Regions from separate parts of the Homo sapiens genome. Here region 1 is linked to region 2. A link is a loop called in an ENCODE intact Hi-C map of the cell type or tissue named here. Cell type or tissue: CD14-positive monocyte. All regions are shown on one strand. Links, peaks and the distances in the headings refer to the core of each region. The heading gives the core; the rest is flanking DNA.

Region 1 (5,366 bases), core at 105-5,104, 65 kb before region 2:
GTGCCGAGAGGAGGACTTGTCCTTCCCACCTCTTGCCTCCACACCCTTGAGGACCCTGGATGAATCCGTTCTGTGCTTCCTTTTCCCTCAATGCAAAAGCCCTTGCTGGCAACAAAAAAGCCTCAAAAGCAGTGAGAATACAAGAACCTTTTATTTTCCATCCAGTTGGGCAGCAGGGAAAGGCTAGGTGGGCCCAGCCTGCCCTTCCTTCCTCCAGCTGGCTGGATATTTATTATTAGCCAGGAGAAAGCAGCCCTGGAACCCAGACTCTGTCTCCCCCTTGAGGTCACAGATGTTGAAGTTGGAATCTCGCTCCTTCCCCTGACTACCATCCTAGGCTGGGCCTCAAGACTAGTGAGGCCTGTCCCCACCATCCCTGGCCTTGTTGTGGGGCTCAGGAACTCAGAGTCCCAGTGTTGAGTCTGGGAGCACTAGGTCTTCATAGTTCCAGGCCCAGAGCTACAGCTGGGCTGGGAGCATGTGTGTGCACTGTAAGAAGGAGCTGATGATACTGGCCACGTGCTGGGGTTCGCTCATGTGGACACAGTGATTGCCTGGGACTTCCACAAACTGGAACTGCTGGAGAGGGGAGGGGGTGGGTGGTGAGGTGTGGCCAGAGGAGCCTAGGGAGCTCCATGGGCCCCGGGGTCAGGGCCCTCCCACAGCATTCCAGCTCCCTGCAGGTCAGGAGCGCCTCCCACAGTGAGTTTCCCCCACACTCGGCTCCTTGGAGCCCCGACAGTCCATAGCACCCCAGGAGGTGTCTAACCCTAGGGACTTGGAGGCCTCCCAGGGGTCTAGGCCAGCTGAGTTGTGAAGTTGCATGGCAGGGACAGGGCGGGGCCGAGGCCAGGGTTGCTGTGATTGTATCAGAAGAGGTACCCGTGAGAAAAGATAATGAGATGGGGGCGTGAACAGCCTGCAGACTTGTGTCTGCCTTCAAGAAGCCAGACAGGGCCGGGCGCAGTGGCTCACGCCTGTATTCCCAGCACTTTGGGAGGCCAAGGCAGGCGGGAGGCCAAGGTGGGCGGATCACGAGGTCAGGAGATCAAGAGCATCCTGGTTAAGACAGTGAAACCCCGTCTCTACTAAAAATACAAAAAATTAGCCGGGCGTGGTGGCGGGCGCCTGTAGTCCCAGCTACTCGGGAGGCTGAGGCAGGAGAATGGCATGAACCCGGGAGGTGGAACTTGGAGTGAGCCGAGATCGGGCCACTGCCCTCCAGCCTGGGCAACAGAGCGACACTCCATCTCAAAAAAAAAAAAAAAAAAGCCAGACAGGAAGGCCTTGCCTGCCTTGGCTCTGACCTGGCAGCCGGCCAGCCACAGGTGGGCTTCTTCCCTTTGTGACAATGCCAAGAAACCTGCAGAGGCCCCAGGGTCAGTGTTCCCGGGTAGGTGACCATAAAACACCACGTGCTCCCAGGAACCTGGGGGAAAAGCCACCTCTGCCTACAGCCAGCACGCCCACTGTCATGATGGGTGCAGAGGGATGAGGCAGTCGGGTATTCTGCTGTGGTTTGGGAGCCTGTAAAATGTGCGACTAGGCCGGGTATGGTGGCTCCCATCTACAAAACCAGCACTTCGGGAGGCCAAGGTGGGCGGATCACCTGAGGTCAGGAGTTTGAGACCAGCCTGGCCAACATGGTGAAACCCCATCTCTTAAAAATATAAAATATAAAAATTAGCTGGGCATGGTGGCAGGTGCCTGTAATCCCAGCTACTCAGGAGGCTGAGGCACGAGAGTAGCTTGAACCTGGCAGGGGTTCCCCACCAAAGGTCTCTGTTTCCTTAATTCTGATTACATGTGTCCCTAGGCCTCTAGGGACTGACCACAGTGGAGCATGAGGCCTGATAGATCCTGGTGGTCACTTGTTGGGCCTGGGGGCAGACCCAGGGTCTTCCCAGTGCATGAGAAGAGATGGGTGAGGTGGGACCAGAGTGGGCGACAGTGGCTGGACACCAGCTGCCTGAGCCCCGTCTTACCTCTTTGAGGGTGGATTTCATCGTGTCTATCATGAACGACAGGGACTCCTTCTCAGAGTAATTCTGTCTTGAATCAAAATATCCGTGGACTGCTCTGGAAAGTGAGGAGTTGGGGGTTGTTGGGGTTCATCTTAGAACCGCCTCCCAGCGGTGCCCCCATCCTGCCCTGGGTTCAGGCCTCTGAGGAGAAACCAAAGCCTGGGCTACCCCAACTCCCACAGCTGGGTCCCTTGACCCTGGGTTGGATTTGAGGCTCAGTTAATCTCAGCTCATGCTCAGCTGGCACAAGCCAGGCACAAGTGAATGCTGAAGGCACAGCCTTTCTGGGGCACAGGGAGTTCAGGACTTGGTCACAGTCAGCCCTGAAAAGCAGAGCTGGGATCTGAACAGGCGCTGGAGCCCATACTTGCTCTGAGAGAGAATTTATGTCTTCACAATCCTCCCGTTGATAGTCTACAATTCTGTGGTTTTTAATACATTGAGTTGTGAGACCATCGTCACAATTACAGGACATTTTCATCGCCCCCAAAGAAATCGCGAACCTCTGAGCTTACGCGGACACACACACACCCCACCCCACCCCCCGCCCCCCGCCCCCAACAGGCTTCCGGTCCTGAGCAACCATGACCTGGCTTTGTCTCTGCAGTGTGCCCTATTTGGACTTGACTTGAACGTGAATGCAGCCATACAACACGTAGACGGTTGTGTCTGAATTCGTCCACTTAGCGCGATGTTTTAAAGGCTCATCCATGCTGGAGCCCGTGTCAGTGCTTCGTTTCTTTTTATGGCTTAAAAATCGTCTATGGTGGGCCACGCACGGTGGCTCACGCCTGTAATCCCAACACTGGGAGGCCGAGGCGGGCGGATCATGAGGTCAGGAGATGGAGAGCAGCCTGGCCAACATGGCGAAACCTCGTCTCTACTAAAAATACAAAAATAAGCCAGGCCTGGTGGCGGGCGCCTGTAGTCCCAGCTACTCGGGAGGCTGAGGCAGGAGAATCGTTTGAATCCAGGAGACAGAGGTTGCAGTCAGCCGAGACTGGGCTCACTGGTTATGGAGCCTTACCTGGGCATGCCCCCCGCTGACACCTGTGGAAAGGCATGGGACAGCCCCGGCCCATCCCCTGCTGCCCGAGCCCTCCCCTCCTCTGACCTTCCTCCTTCCATGACCCTGCTGCCAGGGGGGCTTCCCAAAAAAGATCTTGAGCCTTAGCGATGTGGTCGACACGCAGAGAACTTGGAGCCTCATGCCAGGGCCCCCTCCCGGAGATTCCTGGCGCCCATGTCTCCTTGGCGGGTGGCTGAAGGGGATGGGTCCAGACTTACTTGATCAACAGGACATGGGCCTGCAGCTTCCTGATGGAATGCGCACACAGCTCCCTGCTGATGAAGTCAATGCTGTTCTCTGCCTGCAGAGACAAAAACATGGTGAATTCTCGTCACAAGGCACAGGCACTCTCGTGGGCACGAAACCCATCTCTGTTGGGGTGGCTAAGTCCTGGCGAGGGCACCTTAGCCACCCACCCTGGGTCTGAGCCCAGGACCCCACATCACTGCCTCATCGAAGGCTCTTTAGCCCCTGGTGGCCAGAGACTCCTGCCCTCTCCAAGTCTGTTCTCCCTTCTTCCTGGGCTCGTGGCTACCCAGCCTGACTCCATTTCCCATACTCCTTTGCCACCGGGTATGCCTGTGAGATTAAAGGCAGAGAAGTGAGTTGGGCCACTTCTGGGCCTGGATTTTAGGACTTAGGTGTGGCCCTTCCACACCCCTTTCCCAGTCCATAGGCTGCACCTCACGCTGTCCCCTGCCAGCCTGGGACAGGCTTCTTGCCAGGAGGAAGAAACTTGCTGGGACCACAGTGCAGGATGGGCACTCCGTGATGGCCCCTGCCGGCCTCCTCCGCGGCCCTGCCAGCCCTGTCTTGTGACTGTTTTACGTCTGGATGGCAGGGATGTGGCCAGCTTGAGTGAGATGTGCTGTAGGTGTGACACGAAGCTGGATTTGGAAAACTTAGCATGCAAAATAATGCAATCAAGCTTTATGTTGATTACATCTTGAATCACATTGTGGATGTTAAAATATGAGAACAATTGTTAGAGCCTTATTTATTTGAGACCGAGTTTTGCTCTTGGTGCCCGGGCTGGAATGCAATGGCGCGATCTCAGTTTACCGCAACCTCCCGCCTCCTGGGTTCAAGCGATTCTCCTGCCTCAGCCTACCGAGTAGCTGGGATTACAGGCATGCGCCACCAGGCCTAATTTTGTATTTTTAGTAGCGACAGGGTTTCACCATGTTGGTCAGGCTGGTCTTGAACTCCTGACCTCAGGTGATCTGTCTGCCTCGGACTCCCAAAGTTCTGGGATTACAGGTGTGAGCCACCACACCCAGCCTTGGGCCTGTTTTAATATAGCTGCTAGAGAAATGTCAAGTTCTGTGAGGCTTTGCTTCCATTGCACTGTGCTGCTCTGATCTGGGGACTCCAAGGGCAGGAGCTCTCAGCATTTTCTCTATCCCTAGTTCTCAGCACGTGGAGTACAGAGGAGAAGCTTCATAAATGCAGCTGAGTGGATTAATTCCGGGAAGCTCCCGTAAGGACCAGCTCCCCTAAGTTACACCCGATACTCCTGCACCATTGTGAATATAAAATTGCCATGAACACACACACACACACACACACACACACACACACAAATTGCTATGAACACACACACACCAGTGAAAACTCACTGCCCTGTTTCCACCCTGGCCCTCCAGCTATTTTCTGCTTCTCAGACTAAAATGACCTGAAGTGCCTTCCCTGAAACAGGGGTTCCCATACTGTTCCCAAGGCCTGCGTGTTCTCATATGTCAGCTGCCACATCTCACAGCAGGGTGTGACCAAGCTTTTTGGGCCTGCACACAGGAGGGGCTTCCTGGGCACAAGGTGAACAGGCAAACTTGACCCTGTCTCTACTAAAAATATGAAAATTAGACTGGGCACAGTCACTCACGCCTGTAATCCCACCATTTTGGGAAGCTGAGGCAGGTGGATCGCCTGAGGTCAGAAGTTCGAGACCAGTTTGGCAAACGTGGTGAAACCCCATCTCTACTAAAATTACAACAAATTAGCTGGGCATGGTGTCAGGCGCCTGTAATCCCAGCTACTCAGGAGGCTGAGGCAGGAGAATTGCTTGAACCCGGGAGGCAGAAGTTGCAGGCAGCCAAACTCGGGCCACCGCACTCCACCCTGGATGACAGAGTAAGACTTGGTCTCTAAATAAATAAATAAATAGAAGGTAGGTGCTTTGCTTCAGCAGCACATATACTGCTAAATTGGAACAACAAAGAGATGATTAGCGTGGCCCCTGTGCAAGCGTGATACGAAAATTGTGAAATGTTCCT
Region 2 (5,312 bases), core at 1-5,000:
AGGTTGCAGTGAGTCGAGACTGGGCTCACTGGTTATGGAGCCTTACCTGGGCATGCCCCCCGCTGACACCTGTGGAAAGGCATGGGACAGCCCCGGCCCATCCCCTGCTGCCTGAGCCCTCCCCTCCTCTGACCTTCCTCCTTCCATGACCCTGCTGCCAGGGGGGCTTCCCAAAAAAGATCTTGAGTCTTAGCGATGTGGTCGACACGCAGAGAACTTGGAGCCTCATGCCAGGGCCCCCTCCCAGAGATTCCTGGCGCCCATGTCTCCTTGGGGGGTGACTGAAGGGGATGGGTCCAGACTCACTTGATCAACAGGACATGGGCCTGCAGCTTCCTGATGGAATGCGCACACAGCTCCCTGCTGACGAAGTCAATGCTGTTCTCTGCCTGCAGAGACAAAAACATGGTGAATTCTCGTCACAAGGCACAGGCACTCTCGTGGGCACGAAACCCATCTCTGTTGGGGTGGCTAAGCCCTGGCGAGGGCACCTTAGCCACCCACCCTGGGTCTGAGCCCAGGACCCCACATCACTGCCTCATCGAAGGCTCTTTAGCCCCTGGTGGCCAGAGACTCCTGCCCTCTCCAAGTCTGTTCTCCCCTCTTCCTGGGCTCGTGGCTACCCAGCCTGACTCCATTTCCAATACTCCTTTGCCACCAGGTATGGCTGTGTGATTAAAGTCAGAGAAGTGAGTTGGGCCACTTTTGGGCCTGGATTTTAGGACTTAGGTGTGGCCCTTCCACACCCCTTTCCCAGTCCATAGGCTGCACCTCACGCTGTCCCCTGCCAGCCTGGGACAGGCTTCTTGCCAGGAGAAAGAAACTTGCTGGGACCACAGTGCAGGATGGGCACTCCGTGATGGCCCCAGCCAGCCTCCTCCGCGGCCCTGCCTGCCCTGTCTTGTGACTGTTTTACGTCTGGATGGCGGGGATGTGGCCAGCTTGAGTGAGATGTGCTGTAGGTGTGACACGAAGCTGGATTTGGAAAACAGCATGCAAAATAATGCAATCAAGCTTTATGTTGATTACATCTTAAATCACATTGTGGATGTTAAATAAAAATATGAGAAGAATTTATAGAACCTTTTTTTTTTTTTTTTTTTGCTCTTGTTGCCCAGGCTGGAGTGCAATGGCGTGATCTCAGCTTACCGCAACCTCCGCCTCCCGGGTTCAAGCGATTCTCCTGCCTCAGCCTCCCAAGTGGCTGGGACTACAGGTGTGTGTCACCACTCCCGGCTAATTTTTGTATTTTTTGGTAGAGACAGGGTTTCACCATGTTGGCCAGGCTGGTCTTTAACTCCTGGCCTCAAGTGATCTGCCTGCCTCGGCCTCCTAAAGTGCTGGGATTACAGGCGTGAGCCACTGCACCTGGCCAGAAATTTAAAAAATAAAAATAAAAAAAAAGAATTTTGGGCCAGCCCCATCTTGGAATGTGTATCTTCTGCAATTTAGTTTATGTCCTAACGAAGTCTTTCCATCCCTGGGAAGCCTCCTCCTTCCAGCATTATGGGTGATCACAGATCCCACTACAGATCAGGTCACATAAGACATGGTCCCTAAGGACAGGGAAAGGGGCATCTCCAAAAGTCAGATTGACTAGGATCTGGCAATAAACTCCCACCACGAAGGTCAGCACACACAAGGGACAAACCACCAGTGAGTGAGCCTTAGTGGGTAGGGAGGACCACCCAACAGCTGGTATTGGAATAACTAGCTGTTCATCTAGAAAAACAATTACAATGGCTGGCTGCAGTGGCTCACACCTATAATCCCAGTACTTTGGGAAACAGGCGGGAGGATAGCTTGAGCCCAGGCATTCAAGACCAGCCTGGGCAACATGGCACGACCCTGTCTCTACAAAAGTAAAAAACTTAGCTGGGTGTGATAGCGCACACCTGTAGTCCTAGCTACTCGGGAGGCTGAGGTGGGAAGATCACTTCAGCCCAGGAGGTTGAGGCTGCGTGAGCCATGATTGAGCCATGGCACTCCAGTCTGGGTGACAGAGGGAGACCCTGTCTCTACAATTCAAATAGACCGAACACTGTGGCTCATGCCTGTAATCCCAGCACTTTGGGAGGTCGAGGCAGGCAGATCACCTGAGGTCAGGAGTTCGAGACCAGCCTGGACAACATGGTGAAACCCCATCTCCACTAAAAACACAAAAATTAGCCAGGTGTGGTGGTGGGTGCCTGTAATCCCAGCTACTTGGGGGCTGAGACAGGAGAATCACTCGAACCTGGGAGGCGAACGTTGCAGTGAGCTGAGATGGTGCCATTGCACTCCAGCCTTTGCAACAAGAGCGAGACTCTGTATCAATAATAATAATAATATAATAATAATAATAATAATAATAAAGAAAAATAGAACTTTTAAAACATGAAAAAAAAAAAAGAAAATGAATCACTATCTGACACCATGCTCAAGAACAAATCCCACACGGATCAAAGACAAACACGTTAACATTCCCAGACCATTGGCTGACGCCCTGGTCCAAGCCTCATCTCTTGGCCTGGGCCTGGGCAGCAGCTCTCAGCGGTCTCCCTGCAGTTAGAGCATCCCCACCTCTAATGACAGTGTCTCACATGTGTCCAATGTTCTACCATATTTTAACAATCACAAAATAGCACAGGCCATGAGCACCTGAAGCGACAGCACTGTGCGAGGCCACTCAACACACATGACCTCACCTAGTCTCGACAACAACCCTTCAAAGGCAGGCCCAGGGCTTGGCTCCCCTAGCCAAGCTGCTCATAAACCAGCTGAGCGAATGAAAGCACTTTCTTTTTGCACGTGAGACAACCAAGGCTCAGAGAGGGTAAGCACCTTGCCCAAGGTCCTACAGCCCCTCACTGGCAGAGATGGCCAAGTTTCTATTAATACAAGTCTCCAGTGACACAGGCCTCCAGATGGGACGCTGTTTTTTGAGAACCTTTGTCATCCTGCCCCTCCCCTCTTTAATCTTCACAGCCTCTATCAGGAATCCCCCTCTCAACAGATGCACCGAGCTGACTTCGAGCTTTTCCCTGTGCAGCAGCCAGTGCCTGGGATGTCTCCCTCCTCTCCTCACCTCCATCGACTGTATTTAATGCCACTGAAGTGCACACTTACAAACGGTTAAATTGACAATCATTATGTATTATGTCACCTATGTAATTTCTTTTTTTTTTTTTTTCTTGAGATGGAGTCTCGCTCTGTCGCCCAGGCTGCAGTGCAGTGGTGCTCTCTCGGCTCACGGCAACCTCTGCCTCCCATTCAAGCGATTCTCCTGCCTCAGCCTCCTGAGTAGCTGGGATTACAGGCGTGAGCCACCGTGCCCGGCCCTTGTTTTCCTTTTGAAACAGGGTCTCACTGTCACCCAAACTGGAGTGCAGTGGCATGATCATGGCTGTCTGCAGCCTCGACCTCCTGGGGCTAAGCACTCCTCCCAACTAAGGCTGCTGAGTAGCTGGGACCACAGGCGTGTGCCACCACGACCAGCTAATTTTTTTTTTTTTTTTTTTTTAAATACAGGGTCTCGCTATCTCGCTCAGGCTGGTCTCTAACTCCTGGGCTCAAGCTATCTTCCCACCTCAGCTTCCCAATGTGCTGGGATTACAGGTGTGAGCCACTGCGCCTGGCCTGTGTCCCGTGTTTCGATTGCATGTTTACAGCGGCAGGGTGTGTGTGTGTGGGTGTGTGTGCGCGTGCGTGTGGTGGGGCAGTGGGGGGCTTCTCCTCCTTCAGACAACAAATATGTGTGGAGCTCTGACCTACCAGGCCCACTGCCAGATGCAGGAGGCACAAAGATGACCAAATCAGCCATAGTGGGGGTTGCGGAGTTCACATGCCTCGGGAAACAGAGGAATCAATAGGCTCTTATTGGACAGTGTGGTTACCTGCAGGGCAGGGACAGCTTGCCTGGGGGTGTCAGGGCAGGGTTCCCAGCTGAGGCCCCAAGGAGTGGGGAAGCCAGTGAGCAAGCACAGGGGAGAATTCCAGGTAAGGGAGCCCAGGCTGGAGTCCCAGAGGGGAGAGAAGGCGTGGAAGCAGCATGTGCTTGGGAGAGAGGCGGGTGCGTGAGAGGTGTGGGGAGGGTATTGGAAGTAAGGGGCATGGCTGGAGCAGGGGCAGAGGGAAAGAGAGAACGTCCCTGAAGACCCTGGGAAGCCTGGTGCTCAGCGTGACCCCAGGGAGAAACAGGCTTGTTGGGTGAGAGGGAGAAAGAAGCTTCTCCACGTCTCACGGGATGTCCTCCCCTGGACCCCACCAGCTCCCCGTCCACACCGGGCACCCACCTCTGCAGCAGCTGCTTCAGGCTGAACACGTGCGAGGGCTCCTGGGAGGCCTCTACCTGCAGCACGTGCTCTATGGCTCTCCGCTTGTAGGTCAGCAAGTTCTCCATTTCCTAAGGAGGCACAGTTGGCTGGTGGGCAGGGATCCAGGCTGCAGACGAGGTCTCTGCCCCTCCTAGCCCTGCCCTCTGCTCTCAGCTGAGCCCCTCTCGGCAAAGGGGCACACAGCCCCAGCCCTGGCTAGTCAGCCCCACGATTCTGAACGAGTCTTTGCTTCGCCTCAGTCACAGCCAGCCTGGTCTTGCCTGCGGCCAGGGACAGTTGAAGAGATCAGGTGGGATGATGGAGAGGAAGGGGAATCTCTGTCAACTGCCAAGTGCTTTGCAAAGGCATGAAATTAGGGTCCGGAGGCCACGAACCATCTGGGGTTGGCAGTTTCATCTGGTTCAACGAATGCCATCATTCTCAGTGGCAGAAAGGGACTGGCAGAAAGGGCGCATTTCTGGGGCTTCCAAGCTCCCCCATGATGTGTGGCTCACTCTGTGAGGACAGCCTCAGGCCCACTGCCTGGGGCTGCAGAGGGGGGCATCTCCCATCTACCCATGCCTGAGAATGCAGGACAAGAGGACCAAATGCCCCTCTTGACTCGCCCAGGAGGAAGCCCCTGGGGGCACTGCACTTGTCAATTCAGTGGGTGAAATGCAGAAAGAAGGGAGTGTCTGCTGTCTGCCATCTGTAAATTGGATCCTTATAATAGCCCCTGAGCTAGCTGAGCTCATGCAAGGAACATTTACTGAGCCCTTACTAGGTGCCAGGATTGGGGATGTGGTGACAGAGATGGACATGATCCTTATCCTTATGGGATCTGCCGTCATTCTTTTTTTTTTTTTTTTTTTTTTTTTTTGGAGACGGAGTTTCCCTCTTGTTGCCCAGGCTGGAGTGCAATGGCGCAATCTCGGCTCACTGCAACCTCCGCCTCCTGGGTTCAAGCGATTCTCCTGCCTCGGCCTCCCAAGTAGCTGGGATGACAGGCATGTGCCA

What was found. Peaks named below come from ENCODE experiments on the same cell type or tissue, not always from the same donor. Only the 100,000 strongest peaks of a DNase experiment are listed, where the experiment ranks them.
Region 1: a loop joins it to region 2, with 7 times the contacts of the local background. A loop is called at or near these places in 2 of 110 quality-filtered maps.

Annotation. Positions count from the first base shown.
Region 1 is chr22:42,569,149-42,574,514 of GRCh38, reverse strand. It overlaps SERHL2 (serine hydrolase like 2), which reads right to left. Exons shown (of 12, transcript NM_014509.5): 10 at 3,312-3,394; 11 at 1,986-2,079; 12 at 133-579. The coding sequence ends at 460. It also overlaps the pseudogene RNU6-513P and the pseudogene RRP7BP. Among named protein-coding and RNA genes, the nearest start is that of SERHL2, 18 kb to the right of the region's middle. In CD14-positive monocyte, for the core only: no CTCF peak of the experiment used is centred there; no DNase peak of the experiment used is centred there.
Region 2 is chr22:42,504,105-42,509,416 of GRCh38, reverse strand. It overlaps RRP7A (ribosomal RNA processing 7 homolog A), which reads left to right. Exons shown (of 7, transcript NM_015703.5): 7 at 1-1,073. It overlaps LOC101927372 (a long non-coding RNA gene), which reads left to right and starts at 3,558. Exons shown (of 2, transcript XR_938283.3): 1 at 3,558-3,597. It also overlaps the pseudogene SERHL. RefSeq lists enhancers at 1-384, 385-1,084, 4,190-4,823. In CD14-positive monocyte, for the core only: no CTCF peak of the experiment used is centred there; no DNase peak of the experiment used is centred there.